2 separate regions of the Homo sapiens genome follow, and region 1 is linked to region 2. The links are chromatin contacts, found by Hi-C or POLR2A ChIA-PET in ENCODE. All regions are on one chromosome and are shown on one strand. The core of a region is the stretch at or near the end of the contact, and the rest is flanking DNA. Distances in the headings are between cores, read along the strand shown. Region 1 overlaps SH3TC2 (SH3 domain and tetratricopeptide repeats 2). Region 2 has its middle 28 kb from the start of ABLIM3.

Region 1 (4,694 bases), core at 1,406-3,905, 130 kb before region 2:
CCTCTGCTACATCACCCTGTGGTACTCTTCAAAGCACTTAACACTCTTTAAGCTAATAGTCTATTTTTAAATGCCTTCCAACTAGACTATAAGCCCCACAAGACAGGGAGTGTGTCTTTCTTGGGTAGGGCTTTATCTCCAGTGCCTAAAATCTGATAAATGCTCAGGAAATAGATATTGTATGTGCTGAATGATGTCAATAATGAATTTGGGGTGAAAAAAAGGTGGAAATATGTGCGAGGATATTACTATCATTTGAGTGATAATAAAAATGTCTCTGGAAACAGGATTCCAGTATTTTTTTTTTATTTCTGTAGTTTAAATTTTAAAACATTGAGATACCACCTCACAACTATTAAACACTCAAAGACAACATTAGTAACTGGCTGTGTTGGGGAGGGCCTGAGGAAAAAGGCACTCTCCGCATTGTAGGAGAATACATTGACAAGAGCATCATGAAGGGCCATTCAGCGTCTATCAAAACAACAAATGCATATGCCCTTAGTATTCTGCTATTTCACTTTTGTGGAATTTTTCCTACATATATAATCACAATCACATGAAATGACATGTGTATAAAGTTATTGATTGCAGCATTGTTTACAGTAGCACAGTATCAAAAATAACCAAATTGACACCACTAGAGAACCAGCTAAATAAACTGTTATTCCCATCATGCAAGGAGATACTTTACAGCTGTAAAAATGAATGAGGATACTGTTTGTAGAGTCATATGAAAGATTTTCCAAGATTTACATTTTGAAATAAGCAAGGTACAAAGCAGAGTGTATAGTATGCTATAATATTTAAAATGGCGGGAGAGTATGTCACTGAATTGTTTTTATACACACAAAATATCCCTGGAAGAATACACAAGAAACTAATTTTTTAAATGTGGCCTATGGTAGGGAAATGGGGGCATGCTATTCCTTGTTTAATTTTTCATTTGGGAATCATGAGAATTCATTATTTGTTCATATAGATTACTTAAAAATACTTTTAAAATAAAAAATGAGCTGTTTTAACACCAGTGGACCTTGTGAAAGATAACTTTAGGAGACTGACGCAGCAGAGGCATCATGTCTGCAAGTAGAAGATGTTGGTCTCAGGCCCAGCTCTGACATTGACATTGGCATTGACATTGATGCTGATGTCAAGGTGTTCCCTTTCCTGGGCCTCAGTGTCCCATCTATGGGATAAAGAGGGAGAACTAGCAGGTGTTTTAAATACCTCCTGCTAGTCTCACCTTCTGGGATCTAATCTGTGGCTAGGCTTTACTTAATTTGGCTTAAAGCACATGCTGTATAAAACATGTCCTGTTAAAAGCATTTTGAGTACAGTATTTTTTGTTACTTTGCTTCATTCGTTTGTTTGTTTTTCAAATTGCCACTTACCATTTTTAGTACAAATTCCTTTTGAAAAGCTCCCACTCTCTCCATCTCTCTGAAGAGGGGCACCTGGGTGTCATGAATACACCTGTGGCCTAAGATATGGTAATGGAGGGAACAGACCAGGTTCTGAGTGGATGAAAATAGCTCAAAAGGAGATAGCAAGGAGCACCAAGAAAAAATTTGCTGGGAATAGGAGCATCTTGTTAGATGCATGCTGAACCCCCGAACTCAGTTTATCCAGGTGGAGGTCCCAAGAAACCAAATGCAGCTCCCTTTTTTACAGTTCTGCATATGTGGGAGCTGAATTGCATACTGATTTCATCTTGCTGAAGTGCACATTCCCCTTCCAGTAACAGCAATCTAGCTTCCTATTTTGGGGTTTCCTTCCCCCTACCCCGCACCCCATTAGCCCCTGTCTGTGTTCTCTAGCCCTGAATTCAGATGTCCCAGACTGGTCAAATAATGGTATTCTACTTCCCTGTCACAAATGGCCATCATGTCCAGAGCTTTTGTCCAAAGTGCTAGGGAATAAGACACTCTTTTTTCTGTTCCAGTCAAACACAGGGGAGAGGGAAGATAAGATGTAAACTTCTGGTCACCACCCTGAAACTGCATGAAGCTTAGGAATGAACAGGGAAAGCACATCCAAGAGATGGTGACATCTTTGAGGTACTATCAACCTGCTCCTGGAACCAGTGTGGTTTTTAAGTCACTTGAACCAATACATTTTTTTAAAATTACTTAAGCCAGTTTGAGTTTCACCTTCTGTTTCTCAAAGTGAAAAGAACCTGCATACAACTTCTTGTACATGAATATTGATATCACTTCCCAGATTTGGGACGTTTTCAGCTATTATTTCTTTAGATAGGCTTTGTGTCCCTTTATCTCTCTCTTCTCTTTCTGAAATTGCATTATGTAAATATTAGTTCTCTTGATGGTTTCCCATAGATCCCATAGACTTCTTTTATTCTTTTTTCTTTTTGTTCCTTCGACTGGATAATTTCAAGTGTCCTGTCTTTGAGTTCACTTATTCTTTCTTCTGCTTAATTGAACCTACTGTTGAAGCTTTCTATTGAATTTTTCAGTTTATTCATTATACATTATAAATATATACAATTATTATTTATCAATTAAAAATACATTTTAAAAGGAACAAATGCCATATAAATACCAACTCCACTTGACTTATAGTGACTTCCTGAAGAACTATATTGGGAAAAACCCTGGGGCCTTGTCTGGGCTCATGACTCATGAGGAAGGTATGCAGGAAGAGGGAAAAGGTGAAAATTGAGCATTCCTTGACTAAGTCGAAACCCCTGACTCAGTCTTCTGCCTCACTCTGGACTAGGCAATGCTTCATATATCTCCAAGGTTGGTCTTTCAGGTTGGCATATAGGAAGGAATTTGTCAGCATGTATCCCTGAAGGGTAAATGTCCACATTTGCTTAGATGTTTAGTGGGTATTCCAACCCTCAAAGAGCTGTGCTTGGTGCTGTAAACAAATTTGTTCCCAGTATCTGACCTAAGAGAACTTATACTCAGAAGGAGGCATCTGCTTCCTGCTTCACCTTGAAGGTTATGTACTCCACTCACTTCTTTGACCTCAAATAATTTGTAATCTGCAAATAGTCAAAGTGAGCAATGATGCCAAAAAGCATAATGGGTTATAGAGGTACCATTTACAAAGTGTATAAAACAGGACAGGAAGTGAATCCTAGGGATGGAAGCAATGGAAGATTACTCCCATTATTTTTAATCTGGTTTTCATGGTTCCACCAACCTGGGCAAGCTAATCTGGTTAACTGAGACTCTTCTTGATAGAACTTTTATTGGTTCTGACTCCACTTGACATCCTCAGAAAACAAACACTGAATAAGAATGAGCTACTTTTCTGGAAAAAAAAAAAACTATTCACTCAAAGCACTTAAAATCAAAACACACGCAAAAATATATTACTACTCATTTGAGGGTACCCTGTTATGAAGGTATAATTTATATATAATAAAATTCATTATTTTTTAGTTACAGAGTTCTATGAGTTTTGGCAAATGCATTCAATGCCATCACTACTACAATCAAGATATAGAACAGCTCCATCACTTCAAACAATTTTCTTGTGTCTTTTTTCATCAATTCTTCCTCCAACTCACAGCACAGATCTGTTTGCTGATCCTGTAGTTTTTAAAATGCCATATGGATTATATACAGTATGTAGCATTTTAAGTCTGACTTCCTCTAATTAGCATAATGCATTTGATGTAACTCCAAGTTGTTGCATGTATTGGGTGCTCATTTCTTTTTATTACTGAGTAGTATTCCACTGTATGAATACACCATAGTTTGTTTATCCATTTCCCAGTTTGAAGACATTGGGTTGTTCCAATTTCTGGCAACTATGAATAAATCCACTCTAAACATTTGTGTATAGGCTTTTGTATACATAAGTTTTCATTTCTTTGATATAAATACCTAGGAGTAGCAATTCTGGATCACTTTGTAAGTGTATGTTTAATTTATAAGAAACTATCAAAGCATTTTCCAAAACAGCTGTTTCATTTTGCATTCCCAGCAGCAATAGCCACTTTTATTTTTCAATGTGTGGAATGTCATTTTTATATAGATTTGGCCCACTATCATATCTCCATTAGGGCTCAAAAGACTTCATGTCTGTGCTGGGAGCAAAGTAACCTATAGATACCACTCGATCATTTTTCTGACATGAGACTTACAGAGTATCATCTCTAGGGTGATTTTTGAAAAACACATAAATGCAGAATCTTGGTGTTTAAAAGGAAATTAGAACTCATTAGTTCAACTTCTTTAAGTAAGGCTGTTTTGATCCAATTATAATCAATTTTCACTCACTAAGGCCCTGCTTAATAGCCTATTTTACTGCCCGTGTGAACTTGGGTATGTTACATAACTGCCTTAAACCACAGCTTCTTCATCTCTGCAGGGTTTTTGTAAGAACAAGAGAAAAAAAATGTATCTGAAATCAGAAAGCAATTAAATATTGTGCTAATTAAAAAACAGACATTGCTAGTGACTGTTCTAAAAACCTAATAGCACAAATCATGTGATTACTAAATGTTAGAACTAAAAGAACCTTAGAGATCTTCCATTAGGTCCCAGCTCTAAATGATAGACTTAGTGAGAAAACGGAAGCCCTGGAAAGCCAAGGTAACCCCACTCACTCCCTATTACATCTCCTTGTCTTACTTTTATCATAGCACTCATTTTTCTGCTGTTTCTCTGACCCTTTGTGAGTTAAGATCTGCCAGGGTAGCAACCTCCATCAACTAC
Region 2 (5,233 bases), core at 2,256-4,755:
AAAACAGAAAAGAAATAGAATTGCTTAAGGTCAAGCCAGGATAAAGTGTGACAAACATAAATATTTTAATGCATATTTAGCTTTAAGAAAAAAAAGGGTTGGCAGGGACAGTGGCTCATGCTTGTAATCCCAGCACTTTGGGAGGCTGAGGCAGGGAGGGTTGCTTGACCCCAGAAGTTTGAGATTAGCCTAGGCAACATAGGGAGACCCCATTTCTACAAAAAATCAAAAACTTAGCTGGGCATGATAATGTTCACCTGTAGCCCCAGGTGCTTGGGAGGCTGAGGCGGGAGAATCACTTGAGCCAGGAAGTGAAGGCTGCAGTGAGCCATGATCATGCCACTGCAAGATTCTGAGAATAAAAAAGAGAGAAAGAACAAGAGAGAGAGAGAGAGGAGGAGGAGGAGGAGGAAGAGAAGAGAAGAGAAGAGAAGAGAAGAGAAGAGAAGAGAAGAGAAGAGAAGAGAAGAGGAGAGAAGAGGAGAGAGAGAAAGACAGAAGAAAGAGAAAGAAAGAAAAGAGAGAAAGAAAGGAGAGACAGAAAGGAGAGAGAAAAGAGAAAGAAAGAGAGAGAGAGAAAGAGAGAGAAAAAGAAAGGAAGGAAGGAAAGAGAGAGAGACAGAAAGAAAGAGAAAAAGAGAGAGAGAGAAAGAGAAAGAAAGAGAAAGAAAGAAAGAAAGAAAGAAAGAAAGAAAGAAAGAAAGAAAGAAAGAAAGAAAGAAAGAAAGAAAGAAAGAAAGAAAGAAAGAAACAGAACAGACAGACCCGGGAGCCAGAAACAAAAGCAGAAATCGGTGATCAGAGCCCGATCAGGAGGTGAAAATAGATGCCATGGAGATCCTGGAGTTTCTCAGCCTACACTGGTCCACAGAGCTGGGGGCTAGCCTTCTGTTGCCCCCACCTGTTAACAATGACCTTGAGCCCATGTGAAGCCAGGGAGTGGGAAATTTGCTCCCTACAGAAAGCCTGCAGGCTGGAAGGGTTGATGTTCCATCAAAAAGGAATTGGAAAACTTCCTTTGACAGGAGAAGACCCTGAAGAAGCTTTGCATCTGTTAGAGGCCTTACAAGGAAAAGTCAAACACCCAGGCCTGCACCTTGAGAAAGTACCATGCATTGTGCAGGAACCCCATTCAGAGGAGTTAGTGACAAAAACTGGTTTCTGGATGTTGATTCTCTAAGAATACAACAGAAACAATGGCAAAAACAACTCCTTAAGGATATTTTCATAGTGCGGGGTTCACATGAAGCCCATTTTCTTAAAACGCTGAAGAATACAGTCATGCACTGCATAATGACATTTTGGTCAATGACAGGCCACATATATGACAGTGATCCCATAAGATTACAAATGGAGCTGAAAAATTCCTATCACCTAGTGACATCTTGATGATCCTGACCCTGTGTAGGCCTAGGCTAATGTGTGTGTTTGTATCTTCATTTTTTAACAAAAAAGTTTCAAAAGTTAAAAAAAAGTAAATAATTTTAAAAATAGAAAAAAAGTCTTACAGAATAAGTGTATTAGTCCATTTCCACACTGCTATAAAGAACTACCTGAGACTGGATGATTTATGAAGAAAAGAAGTTTAATTGACTCACAGTTCCACACGCTTAACACGAAGCATGACTGGGAGTCCTCAGGAAACTTACAATCATGGCAGAAGGCAAAGTGTAAGAAAGCACCTTCTTCACAAGGTGACAGGAGAGAGAAAGAGCAACAGGGAGAAGTGCCACAGACTTTTAAACCATCAGATCTTGTGAGAACTCACTCACTATCATGAGAACAGTAAGAGGAAATCCACCCCCATGATCTAATCACCTCCCAGCAGATGCCTCCCCCAACACTGAGGATTACAATTGAACACAAGATTTGGGAGGGGACACGGAGCCAAACCATATCCATAAGGATATAAATAAAAAAAAAGTTTTGTACTGCTTACAATGTGTTTGTGCATTCAGCTAGGTGTTATTACAAAAGAATCAAGAAGTTTTAAAAAATTAAAGATTATAAAGTTAAGAAGCTATAGTAAGCTAAAGTTAATTAATTATTGAAGGAAGAATTTTTTTTATATAAATTTAGTGTAGCCTAACTGTACAGTGTTGATCTCAGCTCACTGCAACCTCCGCCTTCTGGGTTCAAGCAATTCTCCTGCCTCAGCCTCCCGAGTAGCTGAAATTGCAGGCGTCCACCACCATGCCCGGCTAATTTTTTCTGCAGTAGTATACAGTAATGTTCTAAGCCTTCATATTCACTAACTCACCCAGAGCAACTTCCATTCCTGCAATATCTATTCATGGTAAATGCTCTATACAAATGTACCATTTTTTATCTTTTATACTGTATTTTTGCTGTACCTTTTCTATGTTTAGACAAATAAATACCATTGTGTTACAATTGCCTACAGTATTCAGGAAAGTAACATGTTGTATAGGATTGTAGCTTAGGAGCATTAGGCAATATTATACTCTAGGTATGCAGTAGGCTATACCACCTAGGTTTGCGAAAGTACACTCTATGATGTTCACACAACAAGAAAATCATCTAATGACTCGTTTCTCAAGAATGAATCCAGAGTTAAGCAATGCATGACTATAGTTCAAAGTAGTTCATAGTTAAAACAGATACAAATCAAATAAGGAAATTGAACACCAAGAGAAAAAAAACAACAGATGCAACTGATCAGTGAACCAGCACTGCAAGAATGAGAAATTAAAAAACTATGAATGAAAGAGATAGAATAAGCATGTTAAAAGGTAGACTTCATAGTAAGTGTTCTTATCACAACTTTTTTTAAAAAGGGAGAAAAAACACAGACTAAACTGCAAAGAAATGACTATTAAACTGACAGCAAAATTCTAATAAAATTAGAAACAAAAAGAAAATGGAATTATACAGACAGCACAAGTAAATGGTATTGGGCAACAATTTGTATAAACTTTTAAATGTACAAAGCCATACTGTTAAATATTTATGAACATGTACAGATTTAATAAGAGCATCAGAATATGGACAGGAGAAAGACCACTTACATCAGAAGAGAGAATGCCTCTAGGGTGGAAGGAAGGGGAATGTGATTAAGGAGGGCTATAAAGGAGACCTCAACTGTATCTGAAACCTGCTATTTCCTTTAAATAAGTACACACACTCACACGCACATACACAGAGACACACAAACACATTTGGATACAAAATATTCTTAAATGTCAATATGAAAAAGCAAGTCCTGTCACCTTCACAGATGTAAGATTCCCATAGCCACCTTGGCCAAGCTCAGTAACATATCTACTTCATTAGAATGTCTGCTCAATGCTTCTAAGACTTGTTTTCAACTGCTATTGCTGTAGAATTAGTTACTGAGGCTGGAATCTCCTTACTTTCATGACAAGCAGGCTGGTTTCCCATGTGTGGATCAGAAGTCAGCTTCCTGATGCGATTTCACTCTCAATATACTGCCTGTCTGGCCAGTAGAAGCTTCTAGGGGTAAATATCAGCACAGGGAGAGAACAGCAAAGGCTGAATTTCTTCTCAGAACCCTGACACCAAAGGAACATAGATGAAGAGTGACACCCAGTGGCCAGACAGAAGGCAGAGTGCAGAGACTTCAGCTCCTTGGCTGCTTGCTTGTGTGGAGCTGGGTCATTCCTCTGAGCTCAAAATCCAGCCTTCGGTTGCTGTGATTCAAGGAGCTCCGATATCTGGATAGTGCTTTGGGGGATATGCAAGGAGCCAGTTCCCCTCTTCTCCTTGTGCCACCCGTCCCTGTTTTCTGGCTCATTTCCCCCTTCTGTACCAATTGTGCAATCTCTGGTGCATTGGGTCCCACAGCTGACCAGGCACAGGAGAATGTTGTAGTCCACCTCACACAGCACAGAGGACGCTGTTCTTCAGTGTGAGAGGACCCCTTAAAACTAAGCAAGTGAAATGTGATGAATGAATTAATTCAGTAGTGCTGACTTACTGTCATTTGAGGTAAATTAGCGTGAGGTCCAGAAGTCCAAATATAAGTTATGAAAATGACAGCTGTCTCCAATATCCTGTTAAAACTGCCTCTCAAGATCACCACCCACAACAATGCAATGGCACAAACAACAATAAGAACAAGTGCCTGTGAATCATACACACACACACTGTGCCAGGCACCATTCTGAGGGCTTTGTGTGTATTATTAACTCATTTAAACTCATGACAAGTGCTAACATTCTACGCATTTTACAGATGAGAAAACTGAGGCATGGAGAGATAAATGTATGTGTCCAAAGTCACAGAGCTGGTAAGCCAGTGGAAGCACCAGCTGCACTCACATGGTCACGAATGCTTTTTGGGCAGCCTTACTCCAGAACTCTGTAAGCCATTTAGCTACTGTGCTTCTGGATGACCTCCTAATGGCTGGCCCTGAAGGTCTTTCCTCAGTTGGCCCTGCTGTGCCTCTCTGAGGACAGCAGCAGTGTCAGCCCCCATCTCCCCCGTGGCTTATTTCTTCCTCTCTGTGGCTCCTCTGTCTCCTCTCTGCATTCTCTCTTCCTTCACTCTGTAAATGGAGGCATCCTCCATGGTTCTTCCTCCTTCCTGTTTTCCATTATCTTTGTTCTCTCTCTCTTGCACTGGAACCTCTCACCAGAACTCATCGGATTTAATGTCAGGATTTAAAATCACCAGGGCATTTAACCAAAGCTCACTGGATTTGATGTCAGGATTCTGAGGTTCCAGAGGGAAGGCCTTGGGTTCAGCCTCTTCACCCCTGGGGTCCTCATTTCCCCCTGCGGTAACATGATGGGGTGGTTCAGAGCAATGTTCTCACCTTGGCTGCCCACCAGCCCCACCTCGGGAGCTTTTATCATTATTGCTGTCCTGGCCTCACAGGCCATTTAGATGACAGCCTCTGATTGTGGAATTTCTATTTCTTCCTTTAATTTTCTCAATTGCTTCTTTGTATATTTTGAGAGCTTGTTTGGAGGTCCTATCAGCACAGCTACTGGTATACCCTTGACCCAAGACTGGTCCTTCTCTATTGGGGATGGTCATCCTCTACTACCAAGCACACAGCTCCGGGAGGGATGCATGTGGAGTGGTGAGGGAGGAAGAGGACACCCACCTAGCCAGCCAGATCAGCCAAATCAACCCTGAAGATCAATGGGGTGACGGATGTTGCAGCCAGCTTGCCCTCACATCTTCTTGTATATTTTGAACGTCTATTATTCAGCACACGCCTTCATGATTATATGTCTTTTGGGGT

What was found. A loop is a pair of places that touch in the nucleus more often than their neighbours do. ChIA-PET counts read pairs that join two places held with the same protein, here RNA polymerase II (POLR2A). Pooled maps may share reads with other maps.
Region 1: a loop to region 2 is called in a pooled map, with 2.3 times the contacts of the local background. The contact joins two enhancer-like sites. A Hi-C loop is called at or near these places in 8 of 168 maps with a recorded cell type or tissue (K562, PC-3, PC-9 and 4 more) and 18 of 50 pooled maps. POLR2A ChIA-PET finds 5 or more read pairs at or near these places in 2 of 52 experiments (MCF 10A and PC-9).

What each region holds. Positions count from the first base shown.
Region 1 is chr5:148,981,861-148,986,554 of GRCh38, forward strand. SH3TC2 (SH3 domain and tetratricopeptide repeats 2) reads right to left here. Exons shown (of 17, transcript NM_024577.4): 17 at 290-4,694. Among named protein-coding and RNA genes, the nearest start is that of MIR584, 78 kb to the right of the region's middle. RefSeq lists an enhancer at 2,117-3,316. Within about 2 kb of position 2,656, at least 4 of the 41 ENCODE cell types and tissues checked have a DNase peak (open chromatin) inside an H3K27ac peak, as active enhancers do; they include PC-3 and PC-9, where a contact is called at or near this core.
Region 2 is chr5:149,111,311-149,116,543 of GRCh38, forward strand. It overlaps the pseudogene RN7SKP145. Among named protein-coding and RNA genes, the nearest start is that of ABLIM3, 28 kb to the right of the region's middle. Within about 2 kb of position 3,506, at least 4 of the 41 ENCODE cell types and tissues checked have a DNase peak (open chromatin) inside an H3K27ac peak, as active enhancers do; they include PC-3 and PC-9, where a contact is called at or near this core.